2 separate regions of the Homo sapiens genome follow, and region 2 is linked to region 1. A link is a loop called in an ENCODE intact Hi-C map of the cell type or tissue named here. Cell type or tissue: chondrocyte. All regions are shown on one strand. Links, peaks and the distances in the headings refer to the core of each region. The heading gives the core; the rest is flanking DNA. Region 1 has its middle 6.2 kb from the start of TAF8. Region 2 overlaps TFEB (transcription factor EB).

The links. Peaks named below come from ENCODE experiments on the same cell type or tissue, not always from the same donor. Only the 100,000 strongest peaks of a DNase experiment are listed, where the experiment ranks them.
Region 2: it touches region 1 in a loop (2.9-fold over the local background); 10 of 110 quality-filtered maps call a loop at or near these places.

Annotation. Positions count from the first base shown.
Region 1 is chr6:42,040,083-42,048,478 of GRCh38, reverse strand. It overlaps a transcript of CCND3 not described here. Among named protein-coding and RNA genes, the nearest start is that of TAF8, 6.2 kb to the left of the region's middle. RefSeq lists enhancers at 2,253-2,302, 1,987-2,576, 2,603-2,752, 2,577-3,167, 3,760-3,809 and 2 more. In chondrocyte, for the core only: CTCF peaks have their summits at 3,823 and 4,070 (motif pointing right); a DNase peak (open chromatin) is centred at 2,578.
Region 2 is chr6:41,697,043-41,705,257 of GRCh38, reverse strand. The region is part of intron 1 of TFEB (transcription factor EB); the gene reads left to right. Among named protein-coding and RNA genes, the nearest start is that of MIR10398, 32 kb to the left of the region's middle. In chondrocyte, for the core only: CTCF peaks have their summits at 4,427 and 6,042; no DNase peak of the experiment used is centred there.

The DNA of each region.
Region 1 (8,396 bases), core at 283-8,282:
CCGGGGTAGATGGGATGTCAGCTCAGGCTGGAGACCATGCGTTGGGGATCGGTGCTGGGTGGGTCAATGGGGTCGCCGCATCCTCATCACTTCCTAGTTGGCACCGAAAGCTTGGCTCACTTTCCCACTGAGTGAGGTGTTCTGCACGGAATTGAAGGGCAGAGAAACCCCCAAAGGCCCTGAGCCCTCTGTATGTACACACATCGGCACAACCCCCTCCAGCTGATCTGGAAGCCCCGTGGCTTTACCGGGCTGTTGGTCTTCTCATGCCTCAAAGATGGGGTGGAAGGCCAGTAGGAGGGCAGACCAGTGTGGATGGGGAGTCTGTGAGTGCTCTGGCAAGTGCACCGGGATGAAACTGGAGGGAGGGACCCCTCAGTGGTGTCTGATTGATACATAGATGATGATCTTAGCTTCTTCTGTGTCTCTTGAAGTGCCAACAAGAGGAATAACTGAATAAATTGGTTGCTGTTACTAAGGGAGCATTAAGTTATTCATTTGCATTGATTGAACACCTACTATGTGCCTGGCATTATATGGAATGCTGAGGGTGCAATGATGTTATTCATCCACAGCTAATATGGATCACAAAACAATAGACATAGATGCCAAGTACACTGGCTGGGGTGGCTGGGAAGGCTTCAGAGAGAAAAGGACATTTGAGTTGGGTTCAGAAGGATGAAAAGCATAGAAGTCTTTGGGGGCACTTATTCCACAGAACTGGATTGAACCCCAGCTGTGGTGTTGGACACTGGAATATAGGGGCGACCCAGAAACAATTCCTGCTCCCTTTAATCCACTGTCTAACCATCAAGGGAATGAACAGGATGAATCCCAGAAAAGGCAGTTTTCTGGGCTGGGTCCCAAGAACCCAGGAATTCCCAGCTGGGTACAGCTGGGAGGGTCCACCTGGGGGTGATGTGACAGTCCACACAATCCTGGGCACCCCCTCCTCATCCCTGGACTCTGAGACTGTTTCCTCTGACGAGTCCTTGCCCTCTGCCTACCACCTCATTTCTCTTTGGGACCAGACGTGGATAGAGAAGTGGATCTCCCTTTGCTTCCTCACAGATTCTTCTGGCCGTTCAATTCTGGGGCTCCTTCGGGAAATGACTGACACAGCAATTTATGAATTCATTCAGCACCTATTTGCTATGGCCATACTCCATCTGCACAGGCTATTCCCACAGCTGTTGGGGATGTCATGGTAATCAAATCAGAGTTTCTTCCCCTGGAACTTAACACTGAAAGCCTCTGATAATTGTAGCAGAGTTCTAGTCTATGCCAGTTATTGAGATCATGACCTCCATGGTCCCAAACATCTTCTCCTTCCGGCTTCCCCTTCCCTCAAGGGCTTAGAATACTAGCTAACAGTTACATAACACTGTCAGGTACTCTTCTAAGTGGCTTAGAGATCATATCTCATTTAAACCTCCTAATATAGTCCTATGAGGTAGGCATTAGGATTCTCTCCATTTTATAGACGAGGAAACGCAGGCACTGGAGATAAGTAATCTTCCTTCAGACACAAGAAACAAATGGCAGAGCTGGGATTTAAACCTAGGTCACTTGATTTGGGAGGCTTTATTCTTAACCATTAGGCTAGCCTGCCTCCTTCGCTGACCACAAAAAATGTGCACTTGAGCCAGGAACTTAGGAGTTTCCTAAAGGGAGTCTGTGGTCCTGTATCTTGGATGATACAGCCATCTGTTAGCTGAGCCATAGGGCTGGTACTGTTTACAGTGAGCCCAGCAGGCCTGGAATAGAGTTGTGGGAACTGCACAGAGCTGGTATCCTTTCCTGATGGCTGTGTGTGTGTGTGTGCGCGCGCGTGTGTGCGTGCACACAAACGTATGAATGTTTCCCCCTGTGTAAGCCTCACTCAAAGGGAAAGGAGGAATATGAATAAACCGGGAGGAATGAACTAAGATTATATTCAAGAAAGAACTTCTCAACTTGGACGTGATGTGCCAGAATCTGGGGATTTGGGAAACCAAGACACCTCTTTTGTTGGGAATTAAGAATAGCAGAGATGCTCACATTCTAGATGTGCATTCCAGCTTGGTAGATGAGTAAGGAAGATGGCCAAGGAGTGGGTCCAGGCTTAAGATGCTCACACCTCTCTTTCCCACAGCTCCTGCTTCCAAAGCTGCATCTGTATATCCTACCCAGTCCCTCCAGACAGGCTGGGATAATGCTGGTGATGCAAGCGAGAGCACGGGACAGTTTCCATGGATTCCAGCCCCTTTTCCACCTCCTTTCTGAAACGCTTTTAAATTTCTTACAAGGGCCCTCCCCACAGGTTTGGGGAGGCCTTGAGGCGGTCCCTCTCTGCCTGCAGTCAAAGCACTTCGTGCATCTGTCTTTGAGAAAGGGATGTGTGTTGGGGGCATGGGTATTGATGCTGGGAGTCGAGGGTGGGAACTGGGTGGAGGGTGGCTGCACTGAGAAAACGGGTAAGCAGGACGTGAACCTTAAGAACTATAAACCTCCAAGCTGCTCTTCTCCCACGCACGCACCTTCCTCCCTCACTCGCTGGTAGGGTGGGGTGCAGCGGAGCCCTTGGCACGCCCTGGCCCCCTGCCCCAGGCACTGGCTTGGCTGTGGAGAACAGGTTGTACTCTTGAAAAACCACAAGAGGAAGTTTAGGGAGGGCTGGGGGTGGGGAAAGTTCTGGGGCCCCTGCCAAGTTTCCCTTTCCCTGCTGAGCAGTAGATGTGTTTATCTTGCTCTCAAAGACATTTAAATTTTAAATCCTCAAGTTTCAAAGAGCTGTCAAGGCCTGCCCCTTTCTAGGGGTGGCAACAGACACTGCTAGAAATGGCATTGGAACAAGTTACCCATCTGTTGGAATTCCCCTGGGATTCGTGCAGGTTGAGAAAGGCTAATTCCAGAAAGTCTCTTCTTTGGCCCCTTCACTTTTCTCTTCCCCAAAGCATTTCCTACAACCTTTAAACTCAGAGGAATGTGGCTGTAATTGCCACTTAGGAGCTGAATGGTGTTGCGGGAGCTGTCCCTAAGTTTTTACTTGTACTGTCTCATTTAATATTTATTCACCACAACTCTAGGTAGTAAACACCTCTATCTCCAATTTACAGATAGGAAACTGAGGCTCAGAAAGGCAAACTTGCTCAAAGTAATTTAGCTAGTAAGTGGCAGAGCTTGGAATTGAACGAGGATCTATCTGATTTCAAAGTCTAGGCTCTTTACTCGTGAATTAACTCTCAGTCTGAGCATTGACTTTCCTAATATATCAAACACTGAGACAGGGAGGCTGAAATATAAAGGGATTTTTTTAAATGCTGCTGCTAGTATGGGAGAGGGATAGAATTGGAAGGGATTCCTTGGAAGTTAATGTATTTAAGAAAGGATAGCCACTGGGCACAGTGGCTCACGCCTGTAATCCCAGCACTTTGGGAGGCCAAGGTGGGCGGATCACGAGGTCAGCAGTTCGAGACCAGCCTGACCAACATGGTGAAACCTCATCTCTACTAAAAATACAAAAAAAAAAAAAAAAAAAACGTTAGCCGGGCGTGGTCGCACGGGCCTGTAATCCCACCTACTCAGGAGGCTGAGGTGGGAGAATCACTTGAACCCGGGAGGCGGAGGTTGCAGTGAGCCAAGATCACGCCATCGCACTCCAGCCTGGGCAACAGAGTGAGACTCCGTCTCAAATAAATAAATAAATAAATAAAAGGAAAGAAAGAAAAGAAAGAAAAGATAGCCAAGTTAAAAAAAGATGCAGGAGGTGAGAGGTCAGGTCAAATTCTGGAAGATTGCAGCAAAGGGGAAGATTTAGGAGGAATACTATAGCTGTATGCAAATATTTAAAAGTTTGCCCTGGCAAACCTTGAAGTAGGGGGTTAGTGGGACTAGTGGAGGCAGATTTTCAAAAAACGTAGAACTTTCTAACAAATGGGGCTTAGAGCTCATGCTATAAGAGGGGCCTCTGCCAGCAAGACGACCTCAAAGCCCCTTCGCCTGTAAACCCCTGATGTGATTTTCCCCCTGCTTTCCTCTTCTATGTCATTCTTTGCTCTCCCATACTCCCTGGCCCGTGGTAGTCCCTGATCGTCCACCAGGTGGAGCTGTTGCCCCGTGTGTCACCTTGGGGTGACTGGATTGGGTGAATGAAGAGTGTTGCCGGGTTCTTCAGGCGCTGACTGGTTTCAGGGAGCCTCTGCTCCCAGCCCATCACCAGCTGTTTACACACCGGGGCCCAGAGAACTGCTTTTGATCCAGCAAAGCCCCCGTAAAAGGTGCTCTTCTGTCTTGTCCAGGCTCCGGCCAGAACGTGCAGGCCTCCGCCTCTGCGGCATACACCCGTCCCCAGGTCAGGGATTTCTTCCACATCTTCTCTTTCCCCTTCCTGACTGTCCTTTCCCTTTGAGAGAGAGGGACCCGTGTGCCCAGAGCAGAGGGCAGGACCGACGGCCCTGCGAGCCAGCAGGGTAGCTAATGTGGCATGGCCTTTTATGCCCTTCAGAGGGCATGACACCTGTGTCATCTCCCGGAAGGGGCCTCAGGAGCCCCACCTCTCTGAAACTATTTGCACTCAGTGGCCTGACCAGTTCTCCCACCCTGGGTGAAATTCCCCAGGACAGTCGTTCCTGAGGTGAGGGCTGAGGGGTTATCTCTGGAAGGAGACGGTTGCTGGTACCTCCGTCGTTGGCCCAGATCTGCTTGCTGCCCCCTCAGACCTTTAGAGAGGCACAGAGCCACTGGGCCTCCAGGGACACAGAGGCAGAGCCCAGAATGAGCAAGGACACCCTGATTTTTTTGAGACAGGGTCTCACTCTGTCGCCCAGGCTGGAGTGCAGTGGCGTGATCTCGGCTCACTGCAGCCTCGACTTCCCAGGCAGAGTTGATCTCCCCATCTCAGCCTCCTGAGTAGCTGGGACAACACGCGTGGCGCCACCATGCTCAGCTAATTTTTTATTATTTTGTTGAAATGGAGTCTCACTCTGTCGCCCCGGCTGGAGTGCATTGGCACGATCTTGGCCCACTGCAACCTCCGCCTCCCAGATTCAAGTGATTCTCCTGCTTCAGCCTCCCAAGTAGCTAGGATTACAGGCACCCGCCACCACACCCTGCCAACTTTTTGTATCTTTGACGAGGTTTCACCATGTTGGCCAGGATGGTCTTGAATTCCTGACCTCAGGATCCATCCGCCTCGGCCTCCCGAAGTGCTGGGATTACAGGTGTAAGCCACCGCGCCCAGCATACTCAGCTAGTTTTTTGTAGAGATAGTGTTTTGCAGTTTCACCCTGTTGCCCAGGCTGGTCTTGAGCTCCTGGACCCAAGCAGTCCTCCTGCCTCGGCCTCCCAAAGTGCTGAAATTACAGGCGTGGGCCACTGTGCCTGGCCAGAGACACCCATTTTGCAGGTGAGCAAACCAAGGTACTGAGAGGTCTAGCAGCTTGCTTCCTTACACACAGCCCATCTGTGGCTGAGCTGGAAGTCTGACTCAGCCATTTGGCTGTAACATTTGTGCATGTAACCACTAATCTGTGCCATCTCTCATGGAGTGGTCGAGAGAGCCTCTACAGACAAACGACCCCACTTCGAGTCCTAGCTCAGCTCCTTTCTGGCTGTGTGAAAGTTTCTTTGTCTGTAAAATGGGCATAACTATAGACCCCACCTCTCTGGGTAATGGTGAGAATTAATAATAACCAATATTAGTTGAATGCCTACTATATGTCAGGTGTCTTTTTTGCATCCTCACGGCAGACCATGAGGGAGGCATTATTATTCTGCTTCTTATACATAAGGAAACTGAGGCACAGGGGAGGCAGAGAGACTGCAGGATTAAGACTTCCAGCCAGGCGCAGTTGCTCATTCATGTAATCCCAGCACTTTGGAAGGCTGAGGCGGGTGGATCACCTGAGGCCAGGAGTTCGAGACCACCCTGACCGACATGGAGAAACCCCGTCTCTACTAAAAAGACAAAATTAGCTGGGTGTGGTGGCGCATGCCTGTAATCCCGGCTACTCGGGAGGCTGAGGCAGAAGAATCGCTAGAACCCAGGAGGCAGAGGTTGTGGTGAGCCGAGATCGCGCCATTGCACTCCAGTCTGGGCAAGAAGAACGGAACTCCGTCTCAAAAAAAAAAAAACCCACTTCCGAGCCTACGCTTCCCTAAGATTATGAGGCAGTACACACAAAGCCCTGCTGAGTGGTGGGCAGGCCATACGTCCTTTGAGTGATAGCTGCTGTCATTATCACCATATCATGGGCATCATCGTCTCCCAGATAGAGGTCCTCGGGGTGGATATGGGGCCATCTAGATCCAAAGAGACAGCCCTGGTTTCTTTCCTCACCATCCCACCTATGGCTTCATGTTATCCTCTTTTCTAAAATAAAAATCGGTCCACAAGCTCTGGCCTGTGGTCAGACAGTTGGACAGAATATTTGAAGCTGGGGCTGTCCCAGAAACTCCCAGTTCTGGCCCCAGCTTTTGCTGCTCCAACTCACCCTCCCTCTTGTTCTCTGTTCTCTTCCTTCTCTGCTGTTCCTCCCTGCCACCTCCCCTGAGGTCCCTGAGTTCTGGGAAAGGAAGCCGGAGCAGGGGCCTCAGACAGATGCAGACCTTGAGCTCCAATTTGGGCTCCAGATGGAGGAGGGAGGACCAGCCCGGGGCAGGAGCATGAGGCGCAGAGGGCCCCCAGTCTGCCTGTCCCTGGGAAGACGTCTGTTTATTATTCGCAAAGTCTTAAGCTCTGGTTTGTTAAGCTTTGCCATGCTGGGTGCTGTGGAATCCACTGGGAATAAGGCCCAGGGGAGGTTTATTCTACTCTGGCAAGTGGCTATCACAAAGCTGTCTTTGGGTTATAGAGGGGAGGAGTGCTGTTTCCTCCCAGCAGCCGGCCCCTAGGATGCAAGGCTGCCTTTTCCTTTCCTCCCAGCTCCATTGTCTTTTCTGTAAGCGGTGTCTGCTATAGAACCACAAACTTGGAGACTCTTCAAATGTGGCATCTATTTTCATCCTGGGGTTACAAGCCCTCAGATGTACTGAGTGACTGAGCGTAGGCCAGGGCATAGAACATGCTAGTTTTCTCCAGGCCTTCTCTTCCTTCTTTCCAGTCAGCTGGTACCTGCTGGTCCTGGGGGAACTCCCATCTTTTCTTTGAATTCTACCTCTAGGACCCAACTGAGTTTTTCTCTCATATCCCTTGATCTCCGAGGGTACAGCCTTTTCCGGCCTGGGCCCAGCCTTTTGGGTTCTTAAAACTTTTTTCAGTCACTGGACTTGAGCTGGGTGCCTCCTGGGTGGTCCTCAGAAAGTTTTTCCTCCCCCCTGTTTCTTCTCTGCCTTTCCTCTGACACAGGTTCTAGAAGTCATTTTTTGGTGCTTCTTGTGGGAATCTGTTGTGTGGCTTTTCTCTGAATCCTCATGTGTTCCCAGACACATGGCACTCAAGATGTTGGTGATAATAATAGTGCATCTTTACACAACACTTCCATGTGCCAGGGGCTGTTGTAAGTGCTGCCATATCCTGTATGCCATTTGTACATAAGTCAGTTTATAATAAGTATGGATATTTATTAACCCATTTCTCAGCTATTCCTCACAAACATATTCTATGAGGTTTTTTTTTTTGTTTTTTTTTTGTTTGTTTGTTTGTTTTTGAGATGGAGTCTTGCTCTGTCACCCAGGCTGGAGTGCAGTGGCACGATCTCGGCTCACTGCAACCTCTGCCTCCTGGGTTCAAGCAATTCTCTGCCTCAGCCTCCCTAGTAGCTGGGATTAGAGGCACCCACCACCACACCCAGCTAAATTTTGTATTTTCAGTAGAGACTGGGTTTCACCATGTTGGCCAGTCTGGTCTGGAACTCCTGACCTTGTGATCCACCCGCCTCAGCCTCCCAAAGTGCTGGAATTACAGGCATGAGACACTGTGCCTGGCCGAGGTTTTTTATTTTGCAGATAAAGCCCCTGAGGCACAGAGGTTAAGTATCTAGTCCAAAGTCATATAGCTGGTTGTATTGAGAGCCTGGTGGCTGAAATAACTCTGACCTCAGTCAGACTTTTCTTTTTTGTTGTTGTTTTTGTTTTTGTTTTGAGACAGAGTCTCGCTCTGTTGCCCAGGCTGGAGTGCAATGGCACGATCTCAGCTCACTGCAACCTCCACCTCCTAGGTTCAAGTGATTCTCCTACCTCAGCCTCCTAAGTAGCTGGGATTACAGGCTCCCACCACCATGCCCAGCTAATTTTTGTATTTTTAGTAGAGACAGGGTTTCGTCATGTTGTCCAGGCTGGTCTTGAACTCCTGACTTCAGGTGATCCACCCGCCTCAGCCTCCCAAAGTGCTGGGATTACAGGCGTGAGCCACTGTGCCCGGTTCAGACTTTTCATGCACACTGTGTGCACCACACACGTGTGTGTGCACATGTGTA
Region 2 (8,215 bases), core at 1-8,000, 340 kb after region 1:
GCAGAGCCGTGTGGAGGAGAGAGTGGGCTCCTAGACCTGCTGTGGGAGCCTCCACACTCCCAGGCCTCCTGCGGAGCACACAGGCCCAGGCACACACTGTCCCAAAGGTTGTCTGCTCTCTTCTGGAGCTGCTCTTTGGGCAGGCAGGCAAGTCCTGGTGCAGTGTGTGTGTACTGGTGAGTGTGTATGTGTGGACAGTGGCTTATGTGTGAGAGGTGGTGTTTGCATGAATGGGTGTGTCTCATATGGTCTGTCTGGGTTGCTTTTCCACTGGTAACCATCTCGGCTTTGAAGCTGTTTCCCCATAGACCTGGATTGTTTTCCCCTCCTGCACGGGCCAGAGCCCCAGCACCCAGTGAGCCAGAGCCCACCTGCAGCCTTGCATTCTGGCCTCCACCTTGGCTCTTGAGCCTGAGAATCAGGCTGCTTAATTTCCCTGTGGGGCTCAGAAGGGCCCTGCCTGTCCTTTAAAATAGCTCTGTGCTTCCACCAGGGGCCTGTGCTTCCCTGCTGTGTTCTCCCACCCGCCACCAATTTTCATGCTTGGAACCAGGGAACTAAGTCCCCAGAAGGCAACAAGTAAAGTGTCTTTAATGTGCCCACACATCTCCCAGGGCAGTTTGTTAAAATGCAGATTCTGACTCAGTGGGTCTGGGCAGGGCCTGAGAGCCTGTTTCTAACCAGCAAACAGGGCGTGCAATGCCTTAAGAGGCCCTCTCCCATCTAAGGCCCTCACTGTCCAGCCAGATGGCTGGTGGTCACCCAGGCAGGGAGCTAGTACTCACAGACCACCTCCAAGGTGCTAGGCACATCACATATTTCAGTTCCATTTACCCCCTCACTGACTCTGAGGAAGGTGGCATTACCGCCATCCTTTTGTACAGATGGGGAAACTGAGGCTCTGAGCGGTTAAGCACCTGCCCCCAGTCACAAAGCTGACAAATGGCAAAGCCAGATTTGAATTCTGGTCTGTCAGGGTCCAGAGCATATTCGTGATCCACTAAGCCCGGCTGTCTTCCAGAGGGCGGACTCAGGACAGATGACGTGGTGGAGGTGGAGGCGGGGTCAGAGGCTCTGTTGGGGAACTGCAAGGGTAGTCCTGGGTGGTTTTGGATGGAAAGGATATCTTGAGGGGAAGGAGGGTTGAATGGGAGTAGTTCTAGAGGAAACAAGAGCTGAGGGGAGGCTGGTGTCCTGCACCCACCTGCTTAGCCAAGAGCCCCTTCACTGATGGGCTCAAGACCCCCTACCTGCCTCCTCTGGCACTTTCCAGACAGACTCTCCACAGGGGCACCCAGCACACTGTGGGGAGACCAGGTGCCCCAGTTCTGCTACCTACCAACTGTGTGACCTCGGGCAAGTTTTCAGCCTCTCTGTGACTCAGTTGCCCCCTCTGTAAAACAGGGGATATGTGAACGCCTCCATCATGGTGGATGGAGCTGTGGTGAGGATTAAATCAGTAACACATATCAATGCAGAACAGTGCCTGGTGCAGAGTACGCACTCAGTGTGCATAGTACTAATGCCTCTTGGTTTGCACCTGAGAGAAAACAGGCCACCTTCTGTGAATTCAATGCAATCGTCCATGCTCATAGATGTTTTTGTCCTTTCTTCCTCCATTCCCCTCTCCACTGTCTTCTTTTGTTTAGGAAGACCTGGCTACTTCAGTTGTACAGTGGTTGTTTCCAAAGTACTCAGAAGCAGGTTTGACTCTTAAAAACAAAGCCAGGGAATCGTTCTTTACAGCAGACCAGCCACAGGGAGGCTGGGGAGGCTGAGGCAGCAGATGACGGAGGAGGAGCAGCCCCAGGAGCAGGGGCAGGAGCCAGGCACTGGCGGGGTTGGAGTGCTCTGAGGACTTTGGGCCTGGGGCAGGGAGGGCTGAGGCGGGGGTGGCTTAGGCACTGGGACCCTGAGAGCCATTATTAGAACTCAGGACAGATGCAGGGGGTCCTGGGCCTGCGGCTGGGTTTGGGACCAGGAGCCAGAAGCTGCTCTGCATGCCCGCTGTGTGCCCAGCTGTGGTCGTTGTGCCTGCCTCTTCTCACACTTGGAGTCAACGAGCCTTCCCTGCCCTAAGCAGCTGGCAGCTAGCAGAAGATGCTGGAGTGTGGATTCTTTTCTCCTGAGGAGATGGAAAAGCAAAGGCTGGATCCTAAGGCTGCCATGGCTCTGGAGAGGGAGCTCCCCAATGCTGGGGCAGCCAGCACATGGGACAGTGAAACCGGTGCCTGGCCCTTCCCCTCCCAGCCTGCAGGCCGATTCCACCGGACCAGCCCTCCACACATCCATGCTGCCAGAACCATCAGCACACCAGGCAGGCGGCAGGGAGCCTATGAGAGGTCCCACACAGCCTCTGCATGTTATTTGTGAGGGTCTTGAGTCCCGGAGAGGGGGACAGGACTTGCCCAAGGTCACGCAGCTGGGTGGTGCATACCGATGCAGGTCTTCCAGTCCCACTCTGGCCTTAGGTAGGCTTTTGTGCTGGGCCTGTGGAGGCTGAGAGAGTCCTTGCAAAACAGACTCATCTCAGAGAGTCAGAGCTTGTGGGCCCCAAGTCCACAATGGCATGAACTGACCAATCAGATAGAGTCTTAGGCCTCACCTTCCCTGGGGAGGGACCTCATTGACCACATAGGCTGACGTAGCATCCATGAAAACTTTAGCTGATCTTTCCTGCAGGGGACATGAGCAGGTTCGCTGGGGTGGGCCAGAGGGTACTTGGGGCAAGTGGAGTTTCAGTCTCTAAACCCCTCTATCGCCCTCAGGCCCCTTTCCTGTCCTAGGAGCCATCTATGGCTGAGTCCCACTCCTCCCCCAACCCTTACCACCCTCACCTCACTATGGTCTGGTGCCAGATCTCTGATCCCTGGAATCACATTTCTGTCTGACCAACTCATATAGCCTCCCCTTCCGCCCCCTCCGACCCAGGCTCTCAGGCGGGCTAACCGTCTCAGCGAGATTCAGATTTGTCACCCTCTGAGCCTCCTGGGCATGGATGTCTTGGCTATTTAGCAAAAAGCATCTGTGGGTGGGGTCTGGGAGGGCTGAGGAGCATGCAGGCCTCTCTGGGGAACCTCTGTAGGATTCGCTGAGGGTGACATGGGATGAGGGGGGCGCAGGACTGGGAGTGCAGGGGACAACAAGCCATCTACATGGGGAGACCTTTCCTATGGGCCCCAGGTTACCTCTCCTGGGCTGGAGCTGCTGGTGGTCACATACCTGAGAGACCTGGGCTTGAACCCCCACTTCACTGTGCTCTTGCAGTGTGACTTCTGACAAGCTGCTTAATCTTTCTTTTTTTTTTTTTTTTGAGACGGAGCCTTGCTCTGTCGCCCAGGCTGGAGTGCAGTGGTGCGATCTCAGCTCATTACAACCTCTGCCTCCTGAGTTCAAGCCATTCTCCTGCCTCAGCCTCCCAAGTAGCTGGGACTACAGGCATGTGCCACCGCGCCTGGCTAATTTTTGTATTTTTAGTAGAGACAGGGTTTCACCATGTTGGCCAGGCTGGTCTCGAACTCCTGACCTCAAGTGATCCACCTGCCTCAGCCTCCCAAAGTGCTGGGATTACAGGCATGAGCCACTGCGCCTGGCCTACTTAACCTTTCTGAGTCTCGGTTTCCTATCCTGCTGTGTTGCTGTTTATCCCATCAAGTGTTTGTGTGGATGAATGTGATTGAACAGAGGCCCCTTGCGCAGTGCAATGTGGGAGGGACTCGGAGCGTTTGCCAAGTGGGTGATAACTGAGTGTGTGGGGGTCACTGGACCAGCAGCCCTTGAGGGCCGTGCATCTCTTTCTGGAAAGTCTGATGGGTGGGATGGTGTGGAGGTTCTGAAGAAGAAAAGTGATTTCTCTGAAACTTCCTTGTAGCTGAGGAGACTGGTAGGTGGCAAGGAAACAACTAGAGAACAAAGCATGGCAGACACAGGCAGGAGGCTGGAGTAGATGGAGTGCCCAGGAGGCGGGTGCAGGGGCACAAGGGGTGGGGGTTCAGTCCCACCACTCCCCAACCCAGGAGAAAGGTGGCTGCCTGCTAAGGGGATCCTTAGACTGCAAGCGGCAGCTGAGGGATGCGGCTACACGTGTGTGCACATGGACATGTGTGCATGTGTGCGTGCATGTGTGTGAGAGAGAAGAGAGAAAGAGAAGCAGACACGGAGAGACAGAGCGTCCACATGGGTGGCTGGGCCGGTCCGTGCATATCACAGGGGTGGAATCCTTTTCTAGTTTCTCCTTTCATGTTCCTATTAGCTACATGTCCCTCGTCCCTGTCCTGCCATGCCCAGTGGCAGTCGTCTTTGCCAGGGCCCAGCTGGTCCCAGTGGGACAGGACAGGGCGACTCCCTGGTCTGCAATGGCCTTTGAAGCTGCTCCCCCTGTTGTCCCGGGCCAACAGTCTGACCAGCCAGGAGGCGCCAGTTCCCACCCTTTCCTGTGGGATGTGAGCTGAAACTTGGGGCTGATGGGCCTGAGCTGTGGGAACAGGAGGCCATTAAGTGGGCCAGGAGCTTGTGTGACCGCCCTTCCTCTCTCCTCTCCTTCCTTTCCCTCCTCCCCACCTCCTGCTGGTGCTCAGAGATTTAAAAACAAGCCCCTGACTGCCCCCTGCCCCCAGCCCTGCAGTCTCCCGCAGCGCATTCCTGCAGGGGGTCTGGGAGAGGCGGTGCAGAACGCATCCTGGGGTCTTGCTCTGCTGCCACTGAAGCGCATTGTGCAGATCTCCCTTTTGGAGCCTCTGCTTCCTCATGTAATTCATTCTTTGTTTCTTGATCTTTTTTTTTTTTTTTTTTTGAGACGGAGTCTCGCTCTGTCGCCCAGGCTGGAGTGCAGTGGCGAGATCTCGGCTCACTGCAAGCTCCGCCTCCCGGGTTCACGCCATTCTCCTGCCTCAGCCTCTTGAGTAGCTGGGACTACAGGCGCCCGCCACCATGCCCGGCTAATTTTTTGTATTTTTAGTAGAGACGGGGTTTCACCGTGTTAGCCAGGATGGTCTCCATCTCTTGACCTTGTGATCCGCCCGCCTCAGCCTCCCAAAGTGCTGGGATTACAGGCGTGAGCCACCGCGCCCAGCCTCTTTTGTTTCTTGATCTTTATTCATCACAAATAGGGGTTGGTCAGTCCTCAGTAAGTGTCCCCACTTGGCAGAGCGGTTCCATTTCATGAAATATACTGAAGACCACATCCTGCATGACAGCCTTTGTGTGCTGTTGGAGACCATAGCACTCAGCCATGGTGATGCAGGACAGGGTCCCGGAGGGAACCTGCCAGGGTGATGGTGACATTCTCCATCTTGATCTAAACAGTGATTATACAAGGCCACACACCTGTAAAAATTCATTGAGCTGTACACTACAAATCTATGCATTTTGCTAGGATAAGTTACACTTCACTAAAAGGGAAAAAGACCAAAACATGGCATTAAAACTGTTAAAAGCATGTGCGTGTCCCATTGACCTCATTTCTGCTTCTGATATCAAGGACCTTTCAATCAAACAGTGCACACTTACCAGGTGTCCTGGGTTTGCTATGTTTCTGTATCGGAAGTTGCCAGCTAATATAATAAAAGGCTATATTATGAAGTATCTCCAGTGTGCCAGGAACTGTGGTAAACACTCCGACTACTTATCCCTTAGAACCCAAAGGAGTGGACATTGTTATTGCTCACCTGCCTCTCTCATCTCCTGCAGTGAATGACATGATATACAAGCTCTGGAAAAGAAAATCTTAAAAGACCCAAGGCTTTTGGAGAGGAAACAGAGGGCTCCTGGTAATAGGAAAAGCTGGCCTGAGGCCTTCCTGCCCCTATCTAGTAAGGAGAGACTGAAGCTGGGGTTACCACTAGGCTGCTCTGCCCCAGTCTGGGCTTTCAGATGGTGTGTATGTGTGTATGTGTGAATGAATGGGTGAATGGATGGGACACTTTCCCCAAAGGAACTTATGCAGGGATGCCCCCAGTGGGCCTGGACGGAGCAACACTGAACAGTGACCAGAATGGTGACACCTCCCCTCTGCCCACAAATTCACACCTGCAAGACAACTTACACACCCAGCCTCCTCACTTAGAGCACAACTGCTATGAGGTAGACGTGGCCCCAGCTGGCAAGCCCTGCTTGACTGATGGGGAGACTGAGGCCATACCCAGACAATTGAGTCCAGCCCAAGGCTAAGACTTGAACCCAAGCACTTGGCCTTTCCCACAGCATCATATGGGCAGGACTGCTGGCTCCTGGGAGTCGTAGGATACCTTTCCACCCCTCACTCTGTTTGGGTCTGGGCCATCTGATGCCCCCTCCCCAGGCCCTACAGTGACTCATGACCACCTCCGTAATGTGGAATGGCTTTGTCCATGAGGATTATGTGATGTCCTTGTTCTGTTTCCTAGTTCATCAGGACTTCCTCTGCTGCCTCCTCTGCCAGAGGGGGCTGAGAAAAATCCCAAGTTTGGTATTTTTTTCTCTCTTCCCTTCCCTAGGCTGAAAGGTTCCTAGGAGGCCACAAAGCCCTTCCTTTGCCTCCAGGAATCTCGAACCTGTTCAGGAAGCTTTTGTTTAGCGGTCAGTTTCTTTCCCCAGGACTGACCGGGCAGCTCCCCCACGACTGAGAGTGTAACAGACTGAATCAGAAGAAAACTTCTTCCGACCACAGAGGTGCAGAGCGTCATCAATGGCTTAAACAGGCCTCCCAGCCTCTGGGCTTGCACACTTTGTTGTTTCAGCCGCCAGACATATGTTTTTCTGGGAATACAGGAAATTATCTCTGCTCTTTGAGGAAGGGTAGAATTTTTTTTTCTGCCTGTGTTTGGGGATTCCAGACTGTTCCATCATCCCGGACACCCTCTGGCTCCTGGGCTGGATGAACGAGATCAGCCGCTGAAACTCTTTGATCGCAGGGAGGCTTCTTCAGTGAGAATTTCTAAAACAAAACGTGGCCGCCCTCACCCTGAATGCAGGACTGAGGCCAAACTCCCAGCCCCAGGGTTGGGGCGGTGCAGCCAGACTGCCAGGGTCCAGCCTTGCCACTCATTAGCTCTGTGACCTTCAGCAAGTGACCACCTCTCTGGGCCTGTGTTTCCTCATTCCTTGAATGGGGACAATAATGGTACCCACGTCACTCATATCATGAAATAATTATGATAATTACATAAGGTGCTTTGAACAGTACCTAGCACACAGTAAGCATTCTATGAGCATTAGCTGTTAGCATAAAATATTTTTTTTTCAATTAGAAAGATATACATCTTCATTCTAGAGAAAGAATAACATTCCAAAAGGCTTTTAAAACCACACAAAATACTTATGGTTACATCATCCAAAGAAGTCAGTAATAATTTTGTATATTTCCTCCCAAGAGGTTTTTCTATACATATTTTTACATTGTGATGATCAGATTTTATATACAATTTCCCCCTACATCCTACATTTTGTCACCTGACATATCCTCATGTTATTTATTGTAAGTATAGCAGTCCATCAGGAGGGACACACCGTAATTTATTTAACTATCCTATAACTGGACATTGAGGTTAGTTTTGACTTTTTTCCATATAATGTGAAGTGCATCTTTATGCACAACATCCTTTTCTGCATCTATGATTACTTCCTTGGACTGGTGAATATTTTTCAAGGCTTTGACATATATTGCCAAATTGCTTTTCCAAAGAGGTTGTACCAAGGTATGCTCTGGCAGTTGTGTTGAAGGTGCCTGGTACCAAAGGCATTTTAAAGTCATAGACACACTTGGGGAAGGGGGGGGGTTTGGAGAAGGGGTGGTGTTGGTGAAGGTAGTTTCCCTAACTCTTCTTTTAAACTATTTAACGTCTGCCCTCATTCTTTTTTTTTTTTTTTTTTTGAGATGGAGTTTCACTCTTGTTGCCCAGGCTGGAGTGCAATGGTGTGATCTCAGTTCACTGCAACCTCTGCCTCCCGGGTTCAAGCAATTCTCCTGCCTCAGCCTCCCAAGCAGCTGGGCCTACAGGCATGTGCCACCACACCTGGCTAATTTTTGTATTTTTAGTAGAGACAGGGTTTCACCGTGTTGCCCAGGCTGGTCTTGAACTCCTGACCTCAAGTGATCTGGCTGCCTCGGCCTGCCAAAGTGCTGGGATTACAGGCGTGAGCCACCATGCCAGGCTGGTCTGCCCTCATTCTTATGTGATTTTAAAATGAGAATACAACACACATACAGAAAATTATAAGTTGTAAGGGAGCAGCTGTA